Linked DNA regions of Homo sapiens: all the other regions are linked to region 1. Evidence: chromatin contacts called from ENCODE Hi-C or POLR2A ChIA-PET data. All regions are on one chromosome and are shown on one strand. The core of a region is the stretch at or near the end of the contact, and the rest is flanking DNA. Distances in the headings are between cores, read along the strand shown. Region 1 overlaps CBFA2T3 (CBFA2/RUNX1 partner transcriptional co-repressor 3). Region 2 has its middle 49 kb from the start of CBFA2T3. Region 3 holds the start of TRAPPC2L (trafficking protein particle complex subunit 2L). Region 4 holds the start of APRT (adenine phosphoribosyltransferase).

The links. A loop is a pair of places that touch in the nucleus more often than their neighbours do. ChIA-PET counts read pairs that join two places held with the same protein, here RNA polymerase II (POLR2A). Pooled maps may share reads with other maps.
Region 2: a loop to region 1 is called in a pooled map, with 2.0 times the contacts of the local background. The contact joins two enhancer-like sites. A Hi-C loop is called at or near these places in 3 of 50 pooled maps. POLR2A ChIA-PET finds 5 or more read pairs at or near these places in 2 of 52 experiments (K562 and activated B cell).
Region 3: a loop to region 1 is called in a map of endothelial cell of umbilical vein, with 8 times the contacts of the local background. The contact joins the promoter of TRAPPC2L here to the enhancer-like site in region 1. A Hi-C loop is called at or near these places in 8 of 168 maps with a recorded cell type or tissue (B cell, GM12878, IMR-90 and 5 more), 7 of 37 single-sample maps with no recorded cell type and 17 of 50 pooled maps. POLR2A ChIA-PET finds 5 or more read pairs at or near these places in 5 of 52 experiments (Caco-2, HepG2, RWPE1 and 2 more).
Region 4: a loop to region 1 is called in a map of endothelial cell of umbilical vein, with 3 times the contacts of the local background. The contact joins the promoter of APRT here to the enhancer-like site in region 1. A Hi-C loop is called at or near these places in 8 of 168 maps with a recorded cell type or tissue (B cell, endothelial cell of umbilical vein, heart left ventricle and 3 more), 8 of 37 single-sample maps with no recorded cell type and 15 of 50 pooled maps. POLR2A ChIA-PET finds 5 or more read pairs at or near these places in 2 of 52 experiments (BJ and OCI-LY7).

What each region holds. Positions count from the first base shown.
Region 1 is chr16:88,920,260-88,922,959 of GRCh38, forward strand. The region is part of intron 1 of CBFA2T3 (CBFA2/RUNX1 partner transcriptional co-repressor 3); the gene reads right to left. Among named protein-coding and RNA genes, the nearest start is that of PABPN1L, 55 kb to the left of the region's middle. RefSeq lists an enhancer at 1,441-1,520. Within about 2 kb of position 1,417, at least 21 of the 41 ENCODE cell types and tissues checked have a DNase peak (open chromatin) inside an H3K27ac peak, as active enhancers do; they include B cell, endothelial cell of umbilical vein, heart left ventricle and 2 more, where a contact is called at or near this core.
Region 2 is chr16:89,024,888-89,027,587 of GRCh38, forward strand. No RefSeq gene overlaps it. Among named protein-coding and RNA genes, the nearest start is that of CBFA2T3, 49 kb to the left of the region's middle. RefSeq lists a silencer at 1,378-1,457. Within about 2 kb of position 1,329, at least 2 of the 41 ENCODE cell types and tissues checked have a DNase peak (open chromatin) inside an H3K27ac peak, as active enhancers do.
Region 3 is chr16:88,855,773-88,858,472 of GRCh38, forward strand. It overlaps TRAPPC2L (trafficking protein particle complex subunit 2L), which reads left to right and starts at 1,355. Exons shown (of 5, transcript NM_001318525.2): 1 at 1,355-1,411. The coding sequence starts at 1,379. GALNS (galactosamine (N-acetyl)-6-sulfatase) reads right to left here and starts at 1,175. Exons shown (of 14, transcript NM_000512.5): 1 at 986-1,175. The coding sequence starts at 1,105. LOC107983950 (a long non-coding RNA gene) reads right to left here and starts at 808. Exons shown (of 2, transcript XR_933884.3): 1 at 679-808; 2 at 1-529. RefSeq lists a silencer at 908-1,307.
Region 4 is chr16:88,810,678-88,813,377 of GRCh38, forward strand. It overlaps APRT (adenine phosphoribosyltransferase), which reads right to left and starts at 1,251. Exons shown (of 5, transcript NM_000485.3): 1 at 1,143-1,251; 2 at 873-979. The coding sequence starts at 1,222. RefSeq lists enhancers at 1-120, 1,626-2,310, 2,311-2,700 and silencers at 1,004-1,403, 1,654-1,913.

The DNA of each region.
Region 1 (2,700 bases), core at 167-2,666:
GGAGAACTGAATTTTACATTTTATCTTCTTTTTTTGAGATGGAGTCTCGCTCTGTCACCCAGGCTGAAGTGCAGAGGCATGATCTCGCCTCACTGCAACCTCTGCCTCTCAGGTTCAAGTGATTCTTGTGCCTCAGCCTCCCGAGTAGCTGAGGTTACAGGTGCCCACCACCATACCCGGCCAATTTTTTTTTTTTTTTTTTTTAAATAGAGACTGGGTTTCACCATGTTGGCCAGGCTGGTCTCGAACTCCTGACCTCAAGTGATCCGCCCACCTCGGCTTCTCAAAGTGCTGGGATTACAGGCGGAAGCCACCACCCCTGGCCAGGAATATTTCATCTTAATTAATTCAAACTCCAACGGCCACAGGTGGTGCATGGTGACGGAGTGGCAGGAGGCCCCACCACGCAATGCCAAAGGCACCAAAAGTGCAGGTGGACAAGGGCGGCCTCTGCCTCCCCGTGGGGCAGCCACACCTGCCTGCTCCTGGATTCTGCCAGGAGGACTGGGTCCCCAGCCCCTCCCTGCCCTGCCTGCTTGCCAGCCCCAGCTGGGTGGTCTTCCTCCAGCCAGGCCCACCTGAGGCTGCCTCCCGCCCTCCTGGAGGCCAAGCCCCTCGCCAGGGGGCTACATTAAACAGCAGGGCCAAACTCACTGGGGAGGCATCTTGGAGAGCAGCGGGACGGGTGTCTCCACAACCTGGAACAACACATCCTTTCTCTGAGTTTAAAGAAAACAGGCTGCTCTGGAGGCAAACCTTTTAAACAGATGTTTCCTCTTGGCGGAACCTCCCTGCTCCGCCCCCACCCTGGGCCTTCCCCCAGGCAAGGCCTGCCCGGCTCTCACAGGGCGGAGGCCTGGGGCAAGGGAGACCAAGTGATTTCAATTCTTTCTAGGAAAGGGGAGGAAAATATTTTTAAAAATGTGTTTTACAAGCCTGCCTCTGCCATTGTTGATGTAAACAGGTAAATTGTTTCCTGCCTCAATTAAAAACATCTGCCACATAAATGAATACCAATTAACTCATCCTGTTTTTAATTACTCTGTTAATTACACGCAGGCAGCAGAAAGGATGGGCGGGGGGAGCAGGGAAGCCGAGCCGATCCTCCGTGCCACGCCGCCCCACCCCAGCTTGGCAGGATCGGAAATGTGTCTGGCTGGTGACGGATGGGGTGGCAGGGAGGTGGTGGCACGTGGCCAGCCGGGATTTCCCGATCCAGGGCGGCGAGTGGGCCCCTCTTCCCGGGATCTCCCTGGGTGGGGTCCAGCCCCTGCCCCTCTCCTGCCCTCCCTCTCTGTCTGCAGCCCCCTGCTCACTTCTTGGGCCACATTTTGCTGGGGGAGGGAGGGGGGGCGGTTGGGGGGAGGCCTGGATTTTGTCCAGGAAGTTCTGCCTTAAGGCTGGGGTGGTAGGAGGATAAGAGTCACCCTAAACAGGACCCCTGGGAATTAGGATCCTGTCAGCTGCCATTTCCTGAGCCGTACATCCGCGGTGCCGGGGGACTTGCGGCTGCAGCTCCCTCATTTGAAGTTGCTTCCTCGGCGGCACCTGGGACGCCCCCCATATGCGCCATAGCCTTCGTGGTAATGACACAGTTTCTCGTTCGCTTGCTTCATTAAATGTCTACCTGGGGAATGGGGACGCCTCACCCCGTCTCACCCAGACCTCTCTGCGCGGCGCATTTTGACTCCCAGTTCACACGTGTCAAAGCTGAGGCCCACACAAGCAACTGCCTGTCCAGGGTTAAATCACTGGGACAGGCCAGGGTGAGCCGTGAGCCCAGGGCTCTGATTTCAGGGCTGGTGTCGATGCCACCAAACGTGTCGTGGCCAGGACATCCCGGGAGCTGGGTTCAATGGCTGAGGCTGGCCTGCGCCACACTTTGGGTGGGGGTACTTCCGGTCTAAGGGCATCTGAGGGTCTTCACCCAAGAGGGTACCCCATGCCTCCCTGGAAAACAGCCCCCACAGAAACTGTTCTCACCCTAGGTTTCTGCAGTCTAAGGATGCGGAGATGGCCAGACCTGGCTGGGCTCTCAGAGCCGGTCTAGCCAGAGTAAAAGTCCTGTCCAGCAGCAGGGCCTAGGATCCTCCCCGGGAAGACTGCTGCTGCCTTAGCAGGATTGAGGGGGCCGAGGGCTTCGGTGCACTCACCATGTCTGCCCCGGGCACCAGCGTGGGCGCAGTGGGAAGGGGCTGTATGGGCCTGGAGCATTAGATCCTGTCTGCCCTTTGCAGCACAGAGGAGGCAGGACCTGAGTCCCAGGGCCTGGCCATGCTGATGCCCGGGGCAGACATTCTGCAAGCAGTCTGCCTCTCCTATCCCACGCCAGGGCTATGCTTGAGGCCTTCCCGAGGGCGGGGTCAAGAATGCACCAATGCCCGGGACAGCAGCCAACCCACGCCTGTTCCTGGGCAAATCCCGCCTACAGGCCGGGTCCCAGCTTGCAGCCGTCGGAGGGTGGTGGACGGCCCCTTCCTGGAATCCCATCCCGACCTCGGAGACGGTGACACCACTGTTCCCGTGGCACAGGCTTTGCCCCTGCGTGGTTTCACATGGCCAACAAAATACTAACTCATTTAACCTCGGCAGCACCCCCACCCAGGAGGCTGTTCTGTTATATAATCACGATGAAAACATAAACCTCTCACTCTTCCCACCGTACAGATGGGGCAGCAAAGGCCCAGAGAGGAAGGAACT
Region 2 (2,700 bases), core at 79-2,578, 100 kb after region 1:
ATAAGTTATTTATAGCTTGTACCCATCTGCTTCCAAAAGGGGTTTGGGAAATGCAAGAAAAAAACAGAACATTGGAAACAGAACTAGCAGTTTATCGCAGAGGCACAAGAAAAACAGAATAGTGTAAATAGAACTAGCAGGTGATCGCAGAGGCACGAGAAAAACAGAACAGTGGAAATGGAGCTAGCAGGTTATCGCAGAGGCACACACACACACACAAAAACCAGAACAGTGGGAATGGAACTAGCAGGTTATCACAGAGGTTGCAGGGATCATCGTGCTCCAAACCATCCTAAGGTTTTGTTCTGGACTTCCTGGCACCTGAAGCAAAAAGGGAAACAAAAAGGTGTTGTGAGCTTTCATTTTGTGTTTGGCTTTTCCAATTTTTCCGAAAATCACAGGAGAGGTAAAAGCTTTCACAGAAAGAGTGCACTGTGCCATGAGGAACCTGGAATGGGTCCCTGCTCTCTGATCTCAAGAAAATCAACAACCTGTTTGGTCTTGTTTTCGTCTCTGGTGAAATGGGAATAATAATAATGTCCAGGCTGGGCGCGGTGGCTCACGTCTGTCATCCCAGCACTTTGGGAGGCTGAGGCAGGCAGATCACCTGCGGTCAGGAGTTCCAGACCAGCCTGGCCAACATGGTGAAACCCCTTCTCTACTAAAAATATAAAAATTAGCTGGGTGTGGTGGTGCATGCCTGTAGTCCCATCTACTCGGGAGGCTGAGGCTGGAGAATTGCTTGAACCTGGGAGGCAGAGGTTGCAGTGAGCCAAGATCGGACCACTGCACTGTGACCAATAAATAAATAAAATAATAATCACAATAGTGCCCACCTGCTTCCCTGGGAGGATGAGAGGCCCAAGGGAATGGATGCTTGTGAAGTGCAGTCAGGCAACTCTGGGGGGCTGTGAATAAGAGGGGTATTACGTTAAGCTCCTGGAGGGTGGGGTTGCCATCCACCGCTGCCCTAGGTGGGCTGCTTATCCTTGGTTCTCAGGTCCCTGCCTGAGGTTACTACCAACACCGCACTCTCTCAGCCAGCAAAGGGTTTTTGGTTTGGAGAACAAAGTCTATGGTTATCATATCCATGTATATGCCTATTTTTGGTTTTGTATTTATTTTAGTATTATTTAAAATGCAGTTCCTTATCTCGAGGAGCTCATGTTGCAGAAGAGTCTAGACAACAGGAGGGAATCCCACCAAGGGCAGTGTTGAAAGATTTCAGTGGGTTCCACAGTTTCCTCTCTTCTCATACGAGCCTTTGTCTTTTGCACCAAACACTCATGCGTGAGAGAGAAAAGGAGATGAGGGAGCCAGGCTCTGAGTACCTTCCCTGACGTGAGGTGTGAAGACAGTTCTGCCACTTCCTGTGTGACTTTGGCAAGGCACTGAAACACTCAGCCACTTACCTCGTCTATGACTCAGGGTTGTAAGAAATGGTCAGTAAATCACCAGGTGTCGTGGCTGTGGTAGATGCTGTAGAAATGGTTCATGACAGTGACTGTTCTCACCATTGCCCCAATTGCATTCAATCTTTCCAGACTGTTCTTCAGTAAAAGCTGATGACTCATCCTTCCCAGAACCAAACAACCTATTCTTTCAGTGGGGGAGGTTTTCAATTATGATTGCCATTTTTTTTAAAAATCAGATGTCCTTTCAGAGTTTCTATTTCTTCTTGTGTCAGTTCTGGTAATTTGTGTCTTTTAAATCTCAGAAGATTTAAACCTTAAATGATTTAAATCTTTTGAATTTATTGACATGTTTTATAGTGAATGATCTAAGTACATTTGAAAAAAAAAGTATGTGTTCTGGGTGGGTGGGAGCATCCTATTAATGCCAACTAGGTCATGTTGGTTGATATGTTGTGTTTGTCTTTTGCATCCTTGCTGATTTTCTGTCTACACATTCTGTTGCTGAGAGAGGAGTATTGAACGCCCTAGAAATTTGTCCATTCCCTCTACTGTCAAGTTTATTGGCATAAAGTTGTTCAGAATATTCCCTAATTCTCCTTTTAATACCTACAGGGTCTGTGGCAATGTGTTATCTTTCATTCCTGTTACTGGTCATTTATATTCTGTCTCTCTAGTAATCTAGGAGTTTATCAATTTTATCAATATTTTCAATGACCTAACTTGTGAATTTCTTGACTTTTCTCTATGGTTTGTTCATTTTCTATTTCGTTGATTTTTGCTGTTTAATACATCCTTTTTGAGCTTAATTTGTTCTTTTTCTAGATTTTCAAAGTGGAAGTTTAGATCATTTGTTTTCAACCTTTAGTCTGCTAACACAAGCATTTAAAGCTATAAATTCAACTTTAAGCACTGCTTTGGTTAGAGCACCAAATTTTGATATGTCATGTTTTCATTTTTATTAGTCCAAAATATTTTCTAATTTCCTTTGTGATTTCTTGTTTTACCCATATGTTATTTAGAAGTTTATTGTTTAATTTCCAAATATTTAAGGACATTTTACAGATATCTTAATGTAATTAATTTCTAACTTTATAGTGAGAGAACATATCTTATATGATTTCAATCTTTTCATTTGTTGACATGTTTTATGGTGAATGATCTATGTGCATTTGAAAAAAAAGTTTGTGTTCTGTTCTGGGTGGGTGGGAGTGTCCTATCAATGTCAACTAAGTCATGTTGGTTGATATGTTGTTTTTGTCTTTTGCATCCTTGCTGATTTTCTGTC
Region 3 (2,700 bases), core at 105-2,604, 65 kb before region 1:
TGGGTGTGGCCCGTGGCCCCCACTGGTCAGCACAGGTGGGTCTGAAGGCACCTGTCAGGGTCTCTGCTGGTCGGAGCCAGCACACAGGGGCTGAGCGACACCGACGGCCCAAAACTGTCTGGTACTCGGTGTCGTCCCAGTCCTCACACACAACGTGAGCACGGCGGGACAGGTGTAACCCCCCAGGTGTGGCAGCTGAGGTTCAAGAATGGAAGTGACCCCCAAGCTTGGAGACAGTAGGGTTTCAACCCAGGTGTGTCTGGGGTCCTGCACGGTGACCCATGCCCCAGGCAGGCTCATTCCTGAGTCTCCAGGTGGCTCCCACAAGGAGTTAGGGAAGGAGGCCTCCAGGCTGGCTGTGACCCCTGACCCCGCACTTGCCCACCAGGAGACATTCCAGCCTTTCAGTTCTTCAGACCTTAGGGACACCTGACCTTCGCTCAGCATTCTCCAGAGGACAGAGACAGCCGTCAGGTAAGACTGGAGCCCAGCGGGGGGACCCGGCGGCCCGAGGTGGCGGGAGTGATTCCTAGGGCGACGCAGCTCTCAGGCAGGGCGGCAGGAGCAGCCTCTTCCTCCCTTTGGGGAGGCCACGCTGCGCGCCCACCTTTCCCAAGAGTAGAGGGCGGGAAAGGTCAGACGGGGGAGGCAGGGCCCGGTAGCACGCCGGCCACCCACCTGCCAGGGAGGACGCTGTCCCGGTCATGCAGCACAGTGGCAGCGCGTGTGGTGATCGGTGACCGCCGAGACCCCACGCCTGGACCCCGCGGCCACTCCCCGAGGGGCCTCCCCCTCCCCGCACGGGGATACCCCCCGTCCCCTCCCCCTCCTCCTCCCCGCGCGGGGCCTCCCCCCTTCCCCAAGGGGCCTCCCCTCACCTCTCCCCCCACCCCGCCCGCCCTTCCCCCACCTCGCTCCTCCCTCCATCCGCCCCTCCCCTCCCCGCCCCACCCCGGCCCTGCCCCGTCCCACCGCCCGCACTCACGTCGTCCATGAGCAGGAGCAGGATGTTGGGGGGCTGCGGGGCGCCCGAGGCCCCCATCCCCGCGGCGCTGAGCACCAGCAACAGCTGCCACCACCTCGTCGCCGCGACAACCGCCGCCATGGCAACCACGGGAGCCGCGGAGCCCCGGCCAGCGAGCCGACCTAGCGAGCGTCCGCCGGCCCTTCCGGCTGGGCTGCGGGGCGGGGCCTGGACGGCCACGTGACTCGCGGGGCGGGGCCAGAGTCCGCGGAGGGACGGGAGGCGGGGCCTGGACTGCCTCGTGACCAGTGGGGCGGGGCCTGAGCCAGCTGTGTGCGGATGGGGCGGGGCTTTGGAGGCCGCGTGACCAGCGGCGGGTCACGTGACGCGGTGCCTGGCGCCGAGCCTCCCAAGATGGCGGTGTGCATCGCGGTGATTGCCAAGGAGGTGCGTACGCGCGGCGTGGGGCGTCCGGGCTCGCACCATCCTCGGCTCTCCGCTTTCTTTCTACTTCTTCCCTGGGCTTAGAAGGCACCTTAGGAAATGGGACCTGGAGGAGGCCTTCGCCGAGCTCCAGCGGTCAGGGGCTTCGCGGTGGACGAGCCGCCAGGCAGACCCTGACTGAGACCCCAGTTCCGCGCTCGCCCGTCCCGCTGCTGAACGCACCCCTCGGCGCAGCAGGTCTCCTCCCCGCCAGGACCCACCAGAAACCTAGGTGGTCCCGGGCACTACCTCCGTCCTCCGTCCTCAGCAGGTTCTGCCCGTTCTCCCGTCCAGCGCTGGTTCCCCGCGGACGGCGGCCCCGGCCCTCCTGCCAGTCTCCCCGGAGCCGAGTTAAAAACAAATCGGATCCTGTCACGCCTCTGCCTGAGACCTCTGCAGTGGCTTCTCGTTGCCTTAGGATGCTGTCTGAATAACCTGCTCTGGGATCCTTTCCCCCCATAACCCTTGGCACTCTCCGCTCCAACCAAACAATTCTGCAGCTCCCTGGACATGCTCTGCCCTCTCACCTGTGGGCCTTTGCACGCGGAACACCTCTCCCCAGCTCCCATCCTCTTTACTGGCCCACATACATTTCAACTGGAAAGCATTTTCTGAAGGCTAAGACTGAGCTGGGTGGCTGCCCACACGCTCCTGCTGCACGGAGCCTTCATTTCCTAGCCAGGGTCTCCCGAGACCAGACTCGAGACCGCTCCCTGCTGGGCGGTGGCTGCTGCTAAGCTGCTCATGGGCTTCCCTCTTGGCCAAGATGATCATTTGCTTGTTTGTGGGTTTATTGACTAGGTATCACTCCCCACGAGGGTAGCGAGGACTCTTGTTCACTGTATTTGTGCAGGACCCAGTGCTGAACACACACAGGGTAAATGGTGGTGTGTGAAAGACCGAGAAAGAAGCTGTTAATTCTGGGCTTCCAATGGTCAGAAATGCAGAGATGAAGGGAATTTGAGCTGAGTCTTGAAGGGTTTAGTAAAAGGGTCACTGTCAAGGTGAAGAAAAGCCAGTATTGAGGGTGCTGTATTTGGGTGAGCCATGCAGAGTTAGAGGTGGGCTGAGGCAGAGTGGCCTCCAGGAGAAGGTGAGAGGCGTGCCCAGGTGCCAGGCTTGATCGGCAGGCTGTGCTCAGGCCCATTTTTCTGATTCATTTTTTCTTTTCCGCCCACCCTACTGCTGCTGCTTTGCAAACAACACATAAATCTCCTTAGGTTAGCTGGGATCCCCTGAAGGCAGTGCCCACT
Region 4 (2,700 bases), core at 1-2,500, 110 kb before region 1:
AGGAATGTTACCCATCACCTACCCGGAGCTGCTTCCAGGTCAGAGTGCAGACCTGGGTCTGTCTTTTAAGGGACCACTTCTTAGCTGTGTGTTCCTAGGGGAGTCACCACCCCTCTCTCTGAGCTGAGCAGCCCATCTGTAACTGGGCTGGTAGAAACCTGACAGGCCTCAGCTTACTCTCAAAGGCAGCTCTGCACCAGGGCTTCTGTCTAAAAAGGGAGTCTCTCGAGGTGGCCTGAGCTGTGATGGTTGGGGGACGCTCAGGGAAACCCTGCCCCGGCCTGGCAGGAGGTCAGGGAGGGCTTCCTGCAGGAGGTGAGAAGGGAGCTCTGGCAGTGTTGTGGCTCCAGCAAGAGCTGGCGCTTTCCTCAGGGCAGTGTCCAGGGAGTGGGCTGTCACACCCTAGGAGAGGCAAGACGGCCAGGAACACTCTGTTCTCCCTGGGCCACCTCTTGGGCTCTCCCGGAGGCCTCCAGGCCTCCCTTCCCTGGGTGGGCATTCCGTGATCTTCACCAGGGAAGGCCTGGCTCGTGGCAGGCGCTCAATACCAGCTCGCAGAAGGAACAAGAAGCAAGGCAGCTGGGCCCTGTGGATTCAGCTTGGGCACTCCAGGGAGACCAACTGACCCGGCAACTCGGTCACGCCTGTCCTGGGCTGGGGACCCGGAACCTGCGGGAAGGACGCCTGCACAGCGCGGCGGCCTCGGGGGCTCAATCTCACAACCCTTCCCGGGCGACCCAAGCACGGCGCCCGTCCCGGCGCCCCCTGAAGCACCCCAAAGGCCCTCCCCCAAGCAGACGCGCAGAGCCCACGTGCTGCCCTCGGCGCGCGCAGAGGCGGAAGCGCCCTAGATGCGGCCACTGGGCACTCGCCTGCGATGTAGTCGATGCGGCCCCCGTGGGTCGCCTTCAGGTGTCGCGCCAGGAGGCCGATGGCGGCGCGGAAGGAGGCGGGGTCCTTCAGGACGGGCGAGATGTCCCTGGACCCAAGGACAGGCCTGGTGACGCCGGGGCCGAAGGAGGGCAGGGCCCCGGGGGCGAAAGACGAGGGTTCCCGCCCCGCCCGCCCGGAGGTCGCGGGCCACGCGCTCCCATCCGTAGGCCCGCAGGTCGGGGCGCCACGAGGGCGGCCTGTGCGTGCACCTGAATACCACGCCTGGGGTGGGGAAGTCGGGGAAGCTGCGGATCCGCTGCTCAACCAGCTGCAGCTCGGAGTCGGCCATGGCCGCGTGCGAAGAGCCAGCGGCAGCCCGAGCGCGCCTGCGCGGGGACGGGCGGGACCGCCACGAGGGGTGGGGCATCCCCGGAGGGCGGAGCGTGGGTGAGGGGCGGGGCATCCGTCGCCGGAAGCCTGTACCGTATTTCATGGACTCCTAGGCGCCATCGATTTTAAGACGCGCTCGCATTCCACGCACCACTGAGCAGAACGTTCGAACCGGACAAAAGTGCGAGTCAAGGCGCCCTTCCTTGTCTCGGGCTACGCTTCTGACTGCAGCCAGGCAGCTGTGGGCCGGGGCCTTGGCGGCTGGAGGAGGGGCGTGAGCTGGTCTCGCCCACGCACCTGGCGCGCGTACGGGCCGCGCCCTTTCTCCTTTATTGGCCGAGATCCCCACGCTGCGCGCGGGAGGCTGGCGCGCGGGGTGGAGAAGGGCGTGAGGAAGCGGTCCAAGTAGCAGGAGGGCGGTGCAGGGCCCGGAGGGAGCAGCCCAGGGCGGAGGCGGCGGGCCTGGGCTGGACCGGCCGGGGGCGCTGGCCTCTCGCGGATGGGCCCTGCCGTTGAGGCGGCTCTTCCCCGCCCGGACCCGGGGGAGGGAGGCCGGAAGGTGTGGCCAGGCCAGGGCGCGCATCCGCGAGGGCAGAAGCCCTTCTGTCCGCCTGCAGAGGCCAGGTGACCCCTTAGCCTTGGGGTGGGGAGCTGTGAACCCCCTGGCCGCCCGAGGACTGGTACCCAGGGGGTTGTGTGAGGCATAACTCCCCCCAAACACAATTTCCTTTCAAGAAAATCCCCAGAGCTAAAATGCCTTGTGCTCTATTCCAAGACTTTTCTTCATTTCGCAACTTTTTTTTGAGAAGGACTCTCGCTCTGTCGCCCAGGATGGAGCACAGTGGCGCCATCTGGGCTCACTGCAAGCTCCACCTCCTGGGTTCCGGCCATTCTCCCGCCTCAGCCTCCCGAGTAGCTGGGACTACAGGAGCCCGCCACCACGCCCTGCTAATTTTTTGTATTTTTAGTAGAGACGCAGTTTCACTGTGTTAGCCAGGATGGTCTCGATCTCCTGACCCCGTGATCTGCCCGCTTCGGCCTCCCAAAGTGCCGGGATTACAGGCGTGAGCCACCGCGCCCGGCCCATCATTTCGCAACTTTTACAATTCAGCTTTGGCCTGGCAGTTACTGCAGAAGGGAAAACCCACTCAGTGGAAGGCAGCCCCCAGGAGCCTTCGGAGGGGGAGGCCGGAGGCTGCATGCGGCTGCTGGGGCCCCGGTTCCAGGGCGGGTGGGGGACCCATCGTCTGATGCCAAGGGGCGTGGTAGGGGCGGCTGCCTCGCAGTGTGCGGTGGTCAGGGCTGGCAAGGCCTGGGGCCTGGGCTCCAGACCCCTAGGGAAGGTGGAAATGGAGGACCCTGACATCCTCACGTCCCCGGGGAAGCTGCCACATGAGCCGGCCCCACCGGTCCAAGTGTGTGAGCTACACTTCAGCC